Linked DNA regions of Homo sapiens: region 2 is linked to region 1. The links are chromatin loops, found by intact Hi-C in ENCODE. Cell type or tissue: PC-3. All regions are shown on one strand.

Region 1 (8,000 bases):
GTTACTGTTTTCAGACACAGACCATGCAAAGTCCTCAAGCTTATAAAAGATTACATTCTGGAACATGAGCTATCAGATAAAATTACTGGATCTTGATTTTTTAATGTTATAAAGGGGCAGTGGGGCGGGGGGGCAGAGGTGCATGTTCTTGCCTAAAGCCTAACATTAAACATTTTGTAAGCAAAGCAGAAAAGAGCTCTTTAGTACCCCCAAAATGTCTGTTTTAGACTTGTACAGATAAAAACTTTCTAAAATATTGAACAGCACAAAGTATGAATCCCAGCTCTATAATTTTTCTAGCTATGTGACCTCAGGCAAGTTATCCTCTCAGACTCAGTTTCCCGAATTATAAAAATGGAATAATAATGGCACCTATCTCATGGGGTATTGTAAGAGTTAAATTAGATAACCTATGAAAAGCACTCAGCAATGCCCAGAAAAGTGTATGCGCTCAATAAAGGTTAGTTGTTGTTAGTAGTATTATGTGTAATTATTAATAACCAGGCTCATGTCTTGCCACTCATCCTGTAAACTGCCCTGGTTCATCAAACCACATTGCAGCCCATAAGTCCCAGACAAAAACATCAGATAATGCCATTGTATAGAATCCTACATATTTATTCCTGACATCATTCTAATTCAGTCACTCCTCTTCACTCCTCCACCTGACTTGAATCATGCAGACAGCTTCCAACCACCCCCATGTGCCTTCTTCATTTTATTTATTTATTTTTATTTATTATTACTTTTTTATAGACAGCGTCTCACTAATGTTGCCCAGGCTGGTTTTGAACTCCTTGGTTCAAACAATTCTCCCACCTCAGCCTCCAGGGTAGCTGGGACTGAAAGTGCCTATTACCACTCCTGACTCCATGTGCCCTCTTTAGCTCCAGCCCCCATTCTGGCCTCCATCACTTCACTGGGACCTGCTCAAGCTAGCTGTGTTCTCTGTACCAGCCCCACTGCCTCAGTGAAAAGATTAGATCACCTTAATAAATCATCTAAAATTACTTAATACAATCCAGTATAAATGTATAAAATGTAACATCTTCATAATTTCCCCTTAATTCAATTAAATCTTGATTCTTCCCTTACTCCTCTCCAACCAAAACCTGTTCCTTCCTGAGACCTCCTCATTTCAGTAAAAAGCACCTCTAGCACTTCCCCAGAATTCTAAATGTTGATTCTTTTCTTTTCTTACTCCCTAAATTCAATCCATTGGCAAGTTCTATAGTCTCAACTTTAAAATACATCCTGAATCTTTCCCCTTTTATCTCCATTACTAACACCTTTGTCCTTTGTAGAATCAGCATCAGCACAACCTGCGAACATGGGCGCCATCCCACTTGTATTGAATCAGACCCCAGGGGGAAGAAGCAGGTCTATCAGCTTGTTCAGCCCTCCCTTCTGGTGATTCCCATGAACACTTTCATTTAAGAACCACTGCTCCCATCAAAACCACTGCCATTTCTCCCACTGGGAATATCACAATAGCCTTCTGACTCATGTCCCTGACCCGACTCTTTTGCTCCCCAACAATCCATTTTCCACACAGCAGCAAGAATAACATTTTTTCACTTAAAATCCTCCAATGACTTCCTATGTCCATTAAACTAAAATCCATTTTTCTTGCTCTGGCTTACAAATCCCTTCATGAGCTGGCTACATCCTACTTTTCCAACTGCGTCTCTCTCTAGCATCTTTTACGAGCTGGTGACACTGGTCTTCTCTTGCCATTACTTGAACATATTCTGGTTTCTACCACAGGGCCTTGGTAAAAACTTGCTCTTCTGCTGGGATCATTCTTGTCATTGGGATCCCAACTTCAACGTTTGCTCCTCAGAGAGGTCTTCCCATTATGTTATTTAATAAGCAGCTTCTGGGCTCCAATAAGTCATCACAATCAGATAGTCAACATTCATTCTCTAAGTATCACTTACTGTGATCTCATAACTTTCTTATTTGCTAATTTGAGATCTATTATCTTTCTTCTACTAGAATAGTCTAAGAGTAAGGACCTCATTCATTGTATTCACTCTTGTTCACTCAGAAACTACAACATGGCCTGGCACGGTGGTTCACGCCTGTAATCCCTGAACTTTGAAAGGCCGAGCCGAGCAGATCACCTGAGGTCAGGAGTTTGAGACCAGCCTGACCAACATGGTGAGACCCCATCTCTACCAAAAATATAAAAATTAGCTGGGCGTGGTGGCAGGCACCTGTAATCCTAGCTACTTGCAAGGCTGAGGCAGGAGAATTGCTTGAACCCGGGAGGTGGAGGTTGCAGTGAACTAAGATCACGCCACTGCACAGCAACAAGAGTGAGATTCCATCTCAACAACAACAACAACAACAAAAAAAAAGGCAGAAAGTACAACAATCACTGGCATATGTGCACCAAATGTTTAATAAATATTAATATTTAACAATAATTAATAAATAAATTATTTATTGAAATAACTCATTAATTTAAATAAAGCAGCAGAGGAAGAAATATTTTCAGCAGTTTCAGGGAATTTGGAAAGTCTTCTTTAAGAAGACTGTGTCCCGTTACCCTGAAAAGAGGCAGAGTAGGACAATGGATTAAAACTAAGCTTGGAATCAGATCAAGCAGGGTTCAACTCCTAGGTCTACCTCTTACAACACACAAAAAGTATCTCTTTTTTTTAACTTGTTCAACTTCTAAAGCAATTTTTTATCTTTCATTTTTTTTTCATTTGTTTTGTTTTTGGAACAAGGTCTTCCTCTGTCACCCAGGCTGGAGTGGGTGGCATGATCACTGCTCACTGCAGCCTTGGCCTCCCAGACTCAAGTAATTGTCCCACCTCAGCCCCCTAAGTAGCTGAGACTATAGGTGTGTGCTACTGCACCCAGCTAACTTTTTATTTTTTGTAGAGACGAGATCTCACAATGTTGCCCAGGCTTGTCTCAAACTCCTGGACTCAAGAATTCCTCCTGCCTCCGGCTCAACATCTTCCTCTCAGGGTCATTGTTGGGATTAACTAAAATGATGTAACATGGAACATCACATATAGTAGATCTACTCTGTAAATTATACCTTGAAACTTTAAAGAAGATTTGGAGTTCCTTGAAAAATATATGTGTCGTATGACAATATAAATGTAAATCAAAACAAAATAAAGAAATAGTTCACCCTATAATCTTGTTTCCTTCAAAGAAAAAACTATTTCACCTTGTCATTTCCCTTTCACATATACATACAATTTTTTTACATAATGAAAATCTTAAAATGGGTTCAATTTTGTAATTTCTTGCCTTTTTGAAAACCCAATTCAAAATGTCTCCTTTTCTGTCTCTCTCTCTTTTTTTTTTCTCAAGCAGACAAAGTGATCAAGTTGCTGGTTTCTCCTGCCTTTGAAGCCGAAAGTCTTACTACCTTCTTGTACTGCTCTCTACATTAGCAATTTCATCTTGCACTCTGATATTATGAATGTCATGCCTTTAAAATGCATGAACCAACCCTTATTTGCACTAAAAATTCCAAGCCTTTGATCATTCCTCATCCTTTTGCTCAAAAATAACTGCTCCAGGTTTTGACTTGAATAATGGTCAACTCAAAAGCACACATCTCCATGTTTGATCATGAATCTGCAAAATTAAAAGTCTTTGTTCTCATTGGAGCAATGCTGGTAACAGGAAAAGGAGTGAATCCAGGAGGCAGATAGAAGTTGGAAGTCACAGAAATATGATGAGTATCATCATTCTGGAGACAGCCTAAAGTGCATAAGTTGTTGGAGTGCTTGTGGCCACTCTGAGTGTTGTGAAGGGATGACATAGGTACAATAAGGAAACTATTGTAAACTAATAGATTTTGAAAAGTAAATAAGGGAAAGTGAAAGTCTCCAAGTTTACAATCTATCCAAGTAACATTAATTGAATGCTTACTGCATGCCATGCAATGTGATAAATTCTGGAAATATCATGATGATTAAAAATAAATAAGCCAGGCAGGGTAGATCATGCCTGTAATTCCCAGAGCTTTGGTAGACCAAGGCGAGGGGATTGCTTGAGGCCAGGAGTTCGAGACCATCCTGGGCAACATGACGAGACCCTGTCTCGAAAAAAAATTTTAAATTAGCCAGGTGTGGTGGTGCATACGAATAGTCCCAGCTACTCAGAAGGCTGAGGTGGGAGGATCATTTGAACTTAGGAGTTTGAGGTTTCAGTGAGCTATAATTGCAGCACTGCACTCTAGCTGGGGTAACAGACTGAGACTCTGTCTCTAAATAAATAAATAAATAAAACTGAAATCTGAGCATAGTTCCTATTCCCATGGACTTTATAACCTAGTATAGGAAATAACAATGATTCCACTAAACACTTAAGTACACATCAGTTTACGACTGGTATTATCATTGGAAAGAAATGTGTGTAGTATTATAAAATCATGAAAAAATTGGACTTCACCTGAACTTGGGGCTCAAGGAAGGCCTCTCTGAGAAAGGAGTATTTGATCTGAGATCTAAAAGTAGATGTTAACTAGGTAAATGTCTATGAGTTGGGGTTTGGAGGGACTGGGAGTACAGAGCATTCCAGACAGAGAGCACAGCATCCACAAAGGCCCTAAGTCAGAAACAACAAGGCCTGTTGACAGAACTGATAGAAAACCAGTATGACAATGGCTAAAATTGCTCAGAAGGTGAGTCAGAGCACCATGCAAGTCAACGTTGGGATGTGTCTAAATCAGTGATAGAGCTGTAACTCACAAAGTCAGCTGTGAGGATTAAAGAAAGAAAATAAGATAACCTTGGTAAGGAACATAGTACACTGCCTGGCACAAACCAAAGCTATTTGTAAGTGTTCCCTATTCTTATTATCATCATATTCATTACCATGTCTACTTGCTCATACATTAGCCATTTCAACTTTTCTGCCATCTTACCAAGTCAGGTCAGGCCACTATTGTTCCTCACATGGATCACTCCAATAGCTTGCTTTCAAACTCATTCTCTACACTGAATTCTTCCCTTCCCACATGAAAGCATTTAATGATTCCACCTCTGGTTAGTTGTGTATAATTTTGGCTTTGAATATGGTTCATTGTGTACAATGCTTATAAGGTTAAAAGCCAGACATTATTTATACCAGTCAAAATACATAGAAAATACCGTCATTACCACCCAAGATAGTGATAGAGATGGCTTAAATATTATGCGCTTAAAATGCCAGGTAAAATTAAAATATCATCCAGAGTAATTATAACTTTAACTAAGGAGTCACCTGTCAGGTAGGATCTCCAAAATACCAAAAACTATATTGAGTGGGGAAGGTGAGGCTGCATCTGCTCAGTGGAAGATCTAGGGAGAGCTAGAAATACCAGCTGGAGCCTCTGATCACTTTAAAGTACAGCCTTCAGTAAAACCTCTCCAGAGTGAAGTTCCGTTGACAGTCATAGCTCTCTGCTCCCGCCAACCAAGTCTAGAGCACCGGCCCAACTAGGACCCCAACTTCCTCATCAACAGTGTAAGAAGTGAAGCTGGGAGAGCCACATAAGCAATAGAATTTCTAATTAACAGCGGGGCACGGTGGCTTACGCCTGTCATCTAATCACTTTGGGAGGCCGAGGTGGGCGGATCACTTGAGATTAGGAGTTCAAGACCAGCCTGGCCAATATGGTGAAACCCCCTTTCTATTAAAAATACCAAAATTAGCCAGGTGTGGTGGCACACACCTATAATTCCAGCTACTCAAGAGAGTGAGGCGGGAGAAGAGCTTGAACCGGGGAGGTGGAGGTTGCAGTGAGCCAAGATCATGCCACTGCACTCCAGCCTGGGTGACAGATCGAGATTCTGTCTCAAAAAAAAAAAAAAAGAATTTTTAATTAAAGACCCAAAAAGTCTTCTCTTTTTATTTTGAACTTAGTCCTGGCTAGCCTGTAGGTAAATACCTACCATAATAAAGGAACTTAAATGGCATAGTCTGCAAAACCAAGAGAAGTACAAACATAATAGAGTCACCTTCTAAATAAAACCCTTCTAATGATTCACATTGCCTTAAGATAAAATCACTCCATGTAGAGCTTTTTATGATTTATTATCTATACCCTCTGAAATTCCTCCAACCTCATCTCTCATTACAACCCACACTCACTCAACACTCCAAACTTAACCACAGCTTTTGAAATCCCTTGAGTGGACTATGCACCAGCTCATCTTTGGGTCTTAGGATATAGGCTACTCTATCTGCCTAGAATTTCTTCCCTCCCTGCTACCAATTCATTCTTCAGGACTCAGCTGAGAAATTATCTTCCATGGCCGGGCACAGTGGCTCATGCCTGTAATCCCAGCACTTTGGGAGACCAAGGTGGGCGGATCAACTGGGGTCGGGATTTCAATGACAGTCTGACCAACATGGAGAAACCCCGTCTCTACTAAAAATACAAAATTAGCCGGGCATGGTGGCGCATGCCTGTAATCACAGCTACTCGGGAGGCTGAGGCAGGAGAATCACTTGAAGCCAGGAGGCAGAGGTTGCAGTGAGCCTAGATTGTGCCATTGCACTCTAGCTTGGGCAACAAGAGCGAAACTCTGTCTCAAAAAAAAAAAAAATTATCTTCCGAAAGATGCCTGTCCTAAATACCCTATCCTGGGTTTTGTGTCTCTCCTAAATGTTCCCACAGCACCCTGTATCTATGCTTAGTAAACCACTGCCTGTTTTTGCACTCCACACAACCACACTAGATTGTGACCTGCCTGAAAGAAAATACAGTGATGTCTTCATTCATCTCTTTTTTCTTTTTTGTTTTAAATAATTTCAACTTTCATTTTAAATTCATGGGATACAAGTGCAGACTTGTTACATGGGTATATTACATGACACTAAGGTTTGGAGTACAGATGATCTTGTCACCCAGTAGTGAACATAGTACCCTACAGGTAGTTTTTTACCCCATACCCTTCACACACTCTCCCTCAACCCCAGTAGTCCCCAGTATCTGTTGTTTCCATCTTTATGTCCATGTGTGCTCAATGTTTAGCTCCCACTAAATAAGAACATGCTGTCCCTGTGATTTTTGCTTAGAATAATGGCCTCCAGCCTGGATCCATATTGCTGCAAAGGACGTAATTTTATCTTTTTATGACTATGTAATATTCCATGGGGTGTATGTATGGCATTTTGTTTATGCAATCCACCATCATTGGGCACTTAGGTGCTATTGTGAATAGCACTGGGATGAACATACAAGTGTGTATGTCTTTTTTGTAGAACAATTGATTTTCCTTTGAGTATATACCCAGTAATGGGATGGCTGGGTCGAATGGTAGTTGTATTTTAAATTCTTTGAGAAATCTCCAAACTGCCTTTCACAGTGGCTGAACTGATTTAAATTCCCATCAATAGTGTATGAACATTCCCTTTTCTCCACAGTCTCAGCAGCATCTGTTATTTTTTGATTTTTTAATAATAGCCATTCTGACTGGTGTGAGATGGTATCTCATTGTGGTTTTAATTCATTCACCAAATTGAGAGTTTTCTTTATTCACAGTAGTGAATAAAAATAAAGTCCCTATCCTCAAGGAGCTTATATACTTTATTTAGCTTGTCTTTCCAGCAGGTAGCAGCACATAGTAAACAATAGATGAAGAGAGTTTGAGTGGATAGGAGTTGTTCTTGTCATTGTTATTAGTTGGGAAATCTCTGAGAACAACCTTGCCCAGGGCAGGAGAGTTTAGAACATTTACTTTGTTTATAATATTTATTTATTTTCTGGTTATTGAAAACTATATTCAGTATACAAAATTATATATATATATATATATATATATATATATATGTCGAAAGAAGTGAGTAGAAACTCAGCTGAAAACACATATGAAACATTTATTGATATTTTATGTTTTCTTGCTGTATGTTTCTGTGTATGTGTATATGTAAGGATATGTACAGTTCTTCAATTGCTTTATTGGAATATAATTCATACATCATACAGTTCACCCATTTAAAGTGTTTTTTGTATGTTCACGGGATGGTACAACAAT
Region 2 (8,000 bases), 150 kb after region 1:
ATTATCACTGCTTGCCTTATTTATTGTATCTCTGTCAGATGGCCATCTGTAACTGTAAGGGAGTCTTTGAACATGCATTTTAAACATTGCTGCCTCTAACTAAATAATGATTCTGTTAATAAGGAAGGAGAAGAAAGTAGTTGGCTAGAAAAGTAGACAAGGCAGATGAGGCAAGAATGGAAGCACAGAAACCAGTAGAGGCTATTCTAGTGGCCCAGAATACAGAAGATGTAGGCTTATACTAAGGCGGGGGTCATGGGAATGGAGAAGACTGAACAGATTCGAAGTAGTATTTGGAGACTGAATGAATAAAACAAGATTGGAGGAGGCTGGGGAAGGAAGAATTAATAACTTTCTTAGGTTTGGGGTTAGAGCAACTAGGTGGATGGTGGTGCCATTTACAGAGATGAAAAAGACTGGAAGGAAAGTATGGGTGCAGAAATGGGGAATTTGTTTGAACTTAGAGACAGCAACTTTCAGATGCCTTTTAAAAATCTATGTGGGGCCGGACACCGTGGCTCACGCCTGTAATCCTAGCACTTTGGGAGGCCAAGGTGGGTGAATCACCTGAGGTCAAGAGTTTGAGAGCACCTGGCCAATACGGCAAAACCCCGTCTCTACTAAAAATACAAAAATTAGCAGGCATGGTGGCGGGTGCCTATAATCCCAGCTACTCGGGAGGCTGAGGCAGGAGAATCACTTGAACCCTGGGGGTGGAGGCTGCACTGAGCCGAGATAGCACCACTTCGCTCCAGCCTGGGCGAAAGTGTGAAACTCCGTCTCAAAAATAAATAAATAAATATATACATAAATAAATAAATACGTGGAACTGTTAAGTAGGAAGTTATTTATAAGAGTCTAGAGCTTCAGAGAAAAGTGAAATCTAGGAATAAATTTGAATCATCAATATTTAAATAATATTTAAAGTAACGTAACTAGACAAAATCAACTAGGAAAAGTGTGTCTGTTATATATATGTTTATATATATGTCTATATATGTATGTGTGTGTGTATATATATATATATATATATATATATAGTTCAAAACCAAAGCTAGCATATTGTAAGAGGTATGACCAATGTAGTAGAAAGAAAACCAGGAGAAAAAAAGAAAATATATATGATGTATACACACACACACACGCATATATATATGTATATATATGTGTATATATGTGTATATATGTATATATATATGTGTATATATGTATATATGTGTATATATGTATATATGTGTGTATATATGTATATATGTGTGTGTATATATATGTGTGTGTATATATGTGTGTATATATGTATATATGTGTATATATGTATATATGTGTATATATATTTGTATATATGTATATATGTGTATATATGTGTATATATATGTGTATATATGTGTGTATATATATGTGTATATATATGTGTATATATATATAGAGAGAGAGAGAGAGAGAGAGTTCAAGACCAAAGCTAGCAGTTTGTTAAGTGGTATGATCAATGTAGAAGAAAAAAAAAAAAACAGGAGAAAACCGGTCATGCTGAAAACCATATAGGAGAAACTGGTCAACTCAGCTGGGCTTGACAAAATTGGTAACCTCAGCAAAAGCACATTTTGTGAAATGTTGGTATTGGCAGCCAGAATGAATTAATTAAAAATAGTCACAGCATTTCTATTATCAACCAAGACTTATGCAAAACGTATTCTAAAATTTTTTTCTAATTGTGAGAACTCTAAGGTGGAAACCATTTTAAAACTCACAAGTTTACCTGGCAATTGGAGACTGAATTCCTTCCTTTAAACTGACGCTATTATGAGTCTATCCCTTGCTGATTGCCCCTTTCCCCATTTATTATTTATAGCAAAGCTTGCATACTTATGGCCTGATGGCCAGAATGTGCCCACATATTTTGTTCAAGCTGTGTAGTACTGGCTTATGCAGAATTTTTAAATTTTTAAATCTTGGAAAGAAAAGAACCCTCATCTTTGTAGGATACATATTACTAGTCAGTCTCTCCTGCTTGCCCTCTACCTCCCCATCATCATTAATAATCTTTCCACAGCATTATTTTCTTTCTCACACATTCCTTAAAAAGCTGTTTAACTATTGAAGTATTTACAAGTGAGATGATGTGATGTCTTTAGCAGGCTTCAAAATAATGCAGTGTCAGGGGGAATTGGTTAGTGAGGGTGTAGATGAAACCAAATCGGCCATGCATTGAAAATTGTTCAGGGGCCAGGCATGGTGGCTCATGCCTGTAATCCCAGCACTTTGGGAGGCCGAGGCGGGTAGATCACCTGAGGTCAGGAGTTCAAGAACAGCCTGACTGACATGGTGAAACCCCATCTCTACTAAAAATACAAAAATTAACTGGGCGTGGTGGTAGACACCTGTAGTCCCACCTACTGGGGAGGCCGAAGCAGGAGAATTGCTTGAACCCTGGAGGCGAAGGTTGCAGTGAGCTGAGATCAAGCCGTTGCAGTCCAGCCTGGGCAACAAGAGTGAAACTCTGTCTCAAAAAGAAAAAAAAAGAAAAGAAAGAAAATTGTTGAGGATGGGTCAGTATGCAAGGGTTGATTATACTGTTCTCTCTACATTGTACGTGATTGAAAATTTCCAGCATAAAACCGTTTTTTAAATGGGGGAGGGGAAGAACTCGAGTAATCTTTACTATCAAGAAATTTATACTCAACTTGAGACGGCACATTACTCAAGAAGTTAAAACTCGGAGGCTGAGGGGAGAAGAGTGTGCACTGGCAGAAGGAGAGATGGCACAAAGGTATTTAAAGGTATGCCATGTTGATACAGAAGGCCAGATTGCAGTATGGTTGCAGCAGAGCAGGAACAAACATTCGTGGAGTACTTTGTGTTAACTTCTATGTACTGTGTTTTACAGGATTTTTCTCATTTACTGTTCACATACATCCTATGAGGTTGATATCATAGGCAAGAAAGCTCTGATACTCAAACAAGTTAAATTATCTGCCTTGGGTCACAAAGCTGGTGTAGGATAACTTTTGGAAAAGCAATCTCACTGGAAAAGCCAGACTGCAATTTGCTGAGGAAAACTTGTGGACCAGAGACCAGGGGTCACCTACAAGCTAAATAAAATGTATGGAAAGTATGCTTAAAATGTTTCATTTTGTTGCTAACATTTAAAAATCAGGAACAAAGACTTTAGATTTCTGACTTTTCTTTAAGAACTGAGAATCTATCCACATGGGTGCTGTACCACCTCACAGCCAAGGCACTGCTGCCCCCTTTAGGTGGGACTTACGCTCTCCTTTCTGTGGGAGTTCCTCCACTCATTATTGCAAATGTACTGCTTCACTTTACGCATTACGGCCTACATAGGTATTTGAATTCATTTATATACTAATTGTATTCATCCTGGAGTGTTATGACATGGTGGCATGGGTGTGATCAGTGAGAGAGAAAGGAGTACAGTCTTAGAAACTCAATGTGATTTGACCACCACATGTTGAGAACTACGCTCCAAACCACTTCTCTGGCAATTAATCCTGTACTCCATGCCTACTATAATGTCTCTTGCAGAGTTTTCTTGTGCTATAAATGCTAAGTGCCATATGATAAGTGGTGTGATAATAAACGCTTAGGGTTTCAGAGGAGGGCACAATTATTTCTGCAATCATTAAGACAAAAAATTATAAAAGTTGAATTGAAATTTTATAAGAGAAGACAAACCATTACATATGGAAGGAAAATCACAGGAAAAAGCATAAACTTAGGAAGGTGCAAATATGTGCAGAGAGTGGGAAGTGGACCAGTGTACTCGAAGCTGAGGTTCCTTCATCTAGGCAACTGTAACTCAGGGCTTGATAGAACCACAGAAATGTTTAAACTAGAAAAGAACTTACTTGAAATTATTCTTTCAGACCATCCATACTTGAAATTATTCTTTCAGATGACAACCAAGATCTTTTTTTACAATTTTTTGTAGAGGTGGGGTCTTTCTATGTTGCCCAGGCTAGTCTTGAACCCCTGGCCTTAAGTGATCCTCCTGCCTCGGCCTCTCTAAGTGTTCATATTATAGGCATAAACTACTCTGCCCAGGCACGATCTTTAGAAGTTAGGTGATTTGCTTAATGTCACATCGCTAGTTCATGAAGGAATTGACATTAAATCTTCCGCTTTCCATGGTTCTCCTCTGTACTTCCCTTCAACATGAATCATTTACATTGTAGACAAGGAGAGAAAAGTCTGAGCTGCTGCTGGGTTCTGGACACATTATTTTTCTTGACCTCAAGTAGCAATTGCCCTTTTCCTTTCATCATTCAATTTCACTTCAAATTCTTAACCAGGAACTGAACCAAGAAAGTACTGCAGGCAAATCTGACAAGTAGAAAAAAGAATTAAGAATGGTTGATGCATCATACCACTTTTTGCCATTATGTGACTACATCTGACCTTCTTCAAAAATGACCTGGCCAGCTTCTAAATTCTATATTACTACCAGGCTCAGAAAAGGGGAAGAAACTACACAGTGAATTTTTAACCAACTAAAGTGGGCATGAGGAAAGGGAAGATGTGCTGGCAGACGAGTCTCAGGCTCAGCATTTGTAATAATAAGAATTGAAATCTGAAAAGAGTAGTCAGTTTCAGTGCTGCCTAAAAGGCACTGAAGCAGGCTTCCTCTGGCTTTCAATCCACAGCTAGTGATGCCTAGTTTGCATCTTGGAATTCAGGACTGGCAATATAGCCTAGTGTTAAGATCACAGCCTTTGGATTTGAATCCAGGTTTTAGCATTTACCAGCTAAGTGATAGGGATAATTGATTTAACCTCTCCAAGCATAAGTTTACACACATATAAAATGGTGACAGGAATAGTTCTTACCATCCTCATTGGGTTGCAATGAGCATCGAGTACCTTAATTTAGGTTTCCCCAAAAGCACAATCTGAGATGAAAATTTGAGTGCAAGTAGTTTATTTGGGAGGTGAGAGTGTGATGATGTGAGACAAGGAGAAAAGCCAATAATGGCTCAGTTAACAAGCACATACCCCCTGGGTGAAGAAGAGGCCAAATCCTACCAGGGATTCTTCATCACAGGGCTAGGAAGCTGGGAAGGGTAGTTATCCTTAACTTCCCATTCCTCGCTGGTTGAGAATTTCTCCTGGGCAAGCGTCCCAGACACTTCTGGCCTCCCCTGAGCACAGGTCAGGTATAGTCCAGAACACAGAGAAAGCCCTCTCACAGAAAATCCATGACTTGAAGTAGAAAGCTTTGTTTTTATAGGAACCATCCACTAAGGCTGCAGGTGACTCCTAGATGGGGCCAAGGGGATATGGATAGGGCATTGACAGCATCTTCTATAGTGAGATAATGTATTTATCATAGTAATGCCTGGAACATAGTAAGCACTCAACAAATGATACAGCTACTTAAAGTACAAAGTGCTTGGCACAAAGATGGCAAAGGGAAGGTCTTCCCAATTAAAAAGAGGAAACACTATCACTAAAGAGATGAGATGAGTAGAATCAACCCAGAAACCTGGGAGTCATCCTTCACTCTACCTTCTTCTCTTCACCCCGCTACCCAACCGACCCCACCTTTTTCTCCATGTATCATCAGTTTAATCACTTTAGCATCTCTCCTTTCTCTCTTCTCCACTCCAGCAACACTACCTTAAGGTAGGCTTTCACATTCCTTGCTTTAAGTATCATATCAACTTTCTACCTGCCTGACCTTCCTGTTACTCTCCCTTTCTTGAATCACCCAACCCATTCATTCAGTAGTATCAGAATGCTTTTTTCTAAAACCCAATTCTGACAAGGTCAAACTCTACCTCAAATACTTCAATGATTCACCATTTATTTCTGGGTAAAGTTAAAACTCTTTAGGACACAAGACTCCTCATAACCTGGTCCTGCTTATTTACCCATCCTATCTGCACTGTACTTTACCTTCAACTTCCACACCCAGACATAAGATTTAGTGCCTAATGTATGGTACATTTTCTCATCATTCACTGCCATTGCCTGACTCCCACCTTTTTTCATCTAGAAAGCTCCTAGTTTTCATTAAGGAATTCAAATTGTTATCATCTTCTACAAAAAACGATCCCTGATATTTCCCCTTCCCTCTTGATCTGGATAGGCGATCAAATGACCATCTTTGTATATCTTTTTTTTTTTTTTTTTTTGACAGTGTCTCACTCTGTCACTCGGGCTAGAGTTTAGTGACACCATCATGGCTCACTGCAACCTCTACCTCCCAGGCTCAAGTGATCCCTCTGCCTCAGCTACCAGAATAGCTGGGACTACAGGCATGCAACACCACACTCGGCTAATTTTTGTATTTTTTTGTAGAGATGGAGTTTTGTCATGTTGCCCATGCTGATCTCGAACTCCTGGGTTCAAGTGATCCTCCCACCTCTGCCTTGCAAAGTGCTGGGATTACAGGTGTGAGCCACCATGCCTAGCTTGTATATCTCAAAACCTACCACTTGTATTATCAGTATTGGCTTACTTTATGTCTTACTAATTAAACTATCATTCTTCATAATTAGATACCAAGAGTCTGCATTCATAAAAAGTATGCAAAGTGATTTTTATCCACACTGAAGTCTAAAAACAGTTTTTTACAATAAGTGCTTCCTAAAGGGAAGGACCTTTTCTCCTTGTAATTCCAGTGCCTAACATAGCTCCTAGCATGTACCTGATACTCAATAAATAACACTTGAATTAATAAATGAAATTACTTGTCTGGAATATTTCCACTCTTTCACAGAGATTTTATCAGGTTGCCACATGTGGTAATAAGACTTATTAAAGAATGCTTCCCTGCACAGATGGTATTGTAATTTGGGTATCTCATTGTTGATCTGCCAGTCCTCCAGCTAAGTGGTTATTAAATAAGACCTGTTGTTCTACTTTTTCACCCTTGATTGCCTTAAAATCTTTTTTAAGTATTTAGTCTTATTGGTTTTGGTAATGAAGTCTAGAAGAGTGGTTCTTAGACACATCAGAATGACCTGGAGAGCTTGCTAGAAATAGAGATGTTTGAACCCCAATCCCAAAGATTCAAATTCATTATTTGAGTGGGAAGGAGCCATGCTCTGTATTTTTAATGAGATTTTGAAGAAGAAAGTATCCCCTGTAATAAACACAACTATAGATTGTATAATTTAGAGAAAAGGATGGCATTTTTACAAACAGATACACCTACACCCTTATGACTTATTTCCTCTAGACAAATACCATGACCTGTTTCAAAAGAGGTTATCAGCACACTTTACAAATAGCTCTTGAAGTTTGGCAGCGTTACAATATTTTGCCTTGATTGGCTTGCCTAGTAACTTAACATACCTAAAGAAAAATCCACTGTCTTTTTTTTTCCTTCCTCTTGTGAATATAAAGGTAGACTGCATATTTAACCAAGAAATTGGGAGTATGGTCATCCAACTTTGACTTGTGTGAGCTCACATGTTGCATGTTGCCTTCTTACTAGATGACAAAATCAAATCTTACTCCAGACCTCGAGTCTGTTCTTACTTTCCACAGCAGGCTCTGTAGTTACCTGAACCCTGACAACAATGGAGGGGGCTGCAGGGTGAGGACAAGTATACACCTTCCTCCCTTTACCATAAACTATCCAGGGTGTCATGGCAGTCTTTGGCCCAGACTGTTTTCAGAATAAAGGGTTTTATTATTTTACACGGGAATCATAAAGTGAGCCTCTTTGTTCCTCTGTTTAGTTCATCTCCCCTTTAAACTTGTATATCTACTCTAGAAGACTACTAGAAAGTCTAGATTACTCTAGAAAAGACTTGGCATCTTGTTTGTCTCATGCTGGATATATTCCACTATGGTACTCTCTAGACCAAGGATGAGAATTAAACTCTATTCTGTTTAATTCCGTTTAAGCTATTATAGTCTCCAAAGTGAAAAAAATTGCTTTAAAAGTGGTATCAGAATACTCAGGAATTGAAAAAAAAATAGTTTTCTCTTGACAATACTTGAGCTAATGGTGATCTGAAATGTCCAAGGAGA

What was found. Peaks named below come from ENCODE experiments on the same cell type or tissue, not always from the same donor. Only the 100,000 strongest peaks of a DNase experiment are listed, where the experiment ranks them.
Region 2: a loop joins it to region 1, with 5 times the contacts of the local background. A loop is called at or near these places in 1 of 110 quality-filtered maps.

What each region holds. Positions count from the first base shown.
Region 1 is chr5:90,281,128-90,289,127 of GRCh38, forward strand. All of the region lies in intron 1 of LINC01339 (long intergenic non-protein coding RNA 1339), which reads right to left. Among named protein-coding and RNA genes, the nearest start is that of LINC01339, 4.9 kb to the right of the region's middle. In PC-3, no CTCF peak of the experiment used is centred here; a DNase peak (open chromatin) is centred at 4,654.
Region 2 is chr5:90,431,066-90,439,065 of GRCh38, forward strand. No RefSeq gene overlaps it. Among named protein-coding and RNA genes, the nearest start is that of CETN3, 25 kb to the left of the region's middle. RefSeq lists a silencer at 3,176-3,265. In PC-3, a CTCF peak has its summit at 3,256 (motif pointing left); a DNase peak (open chromatin) is centred at 3,246.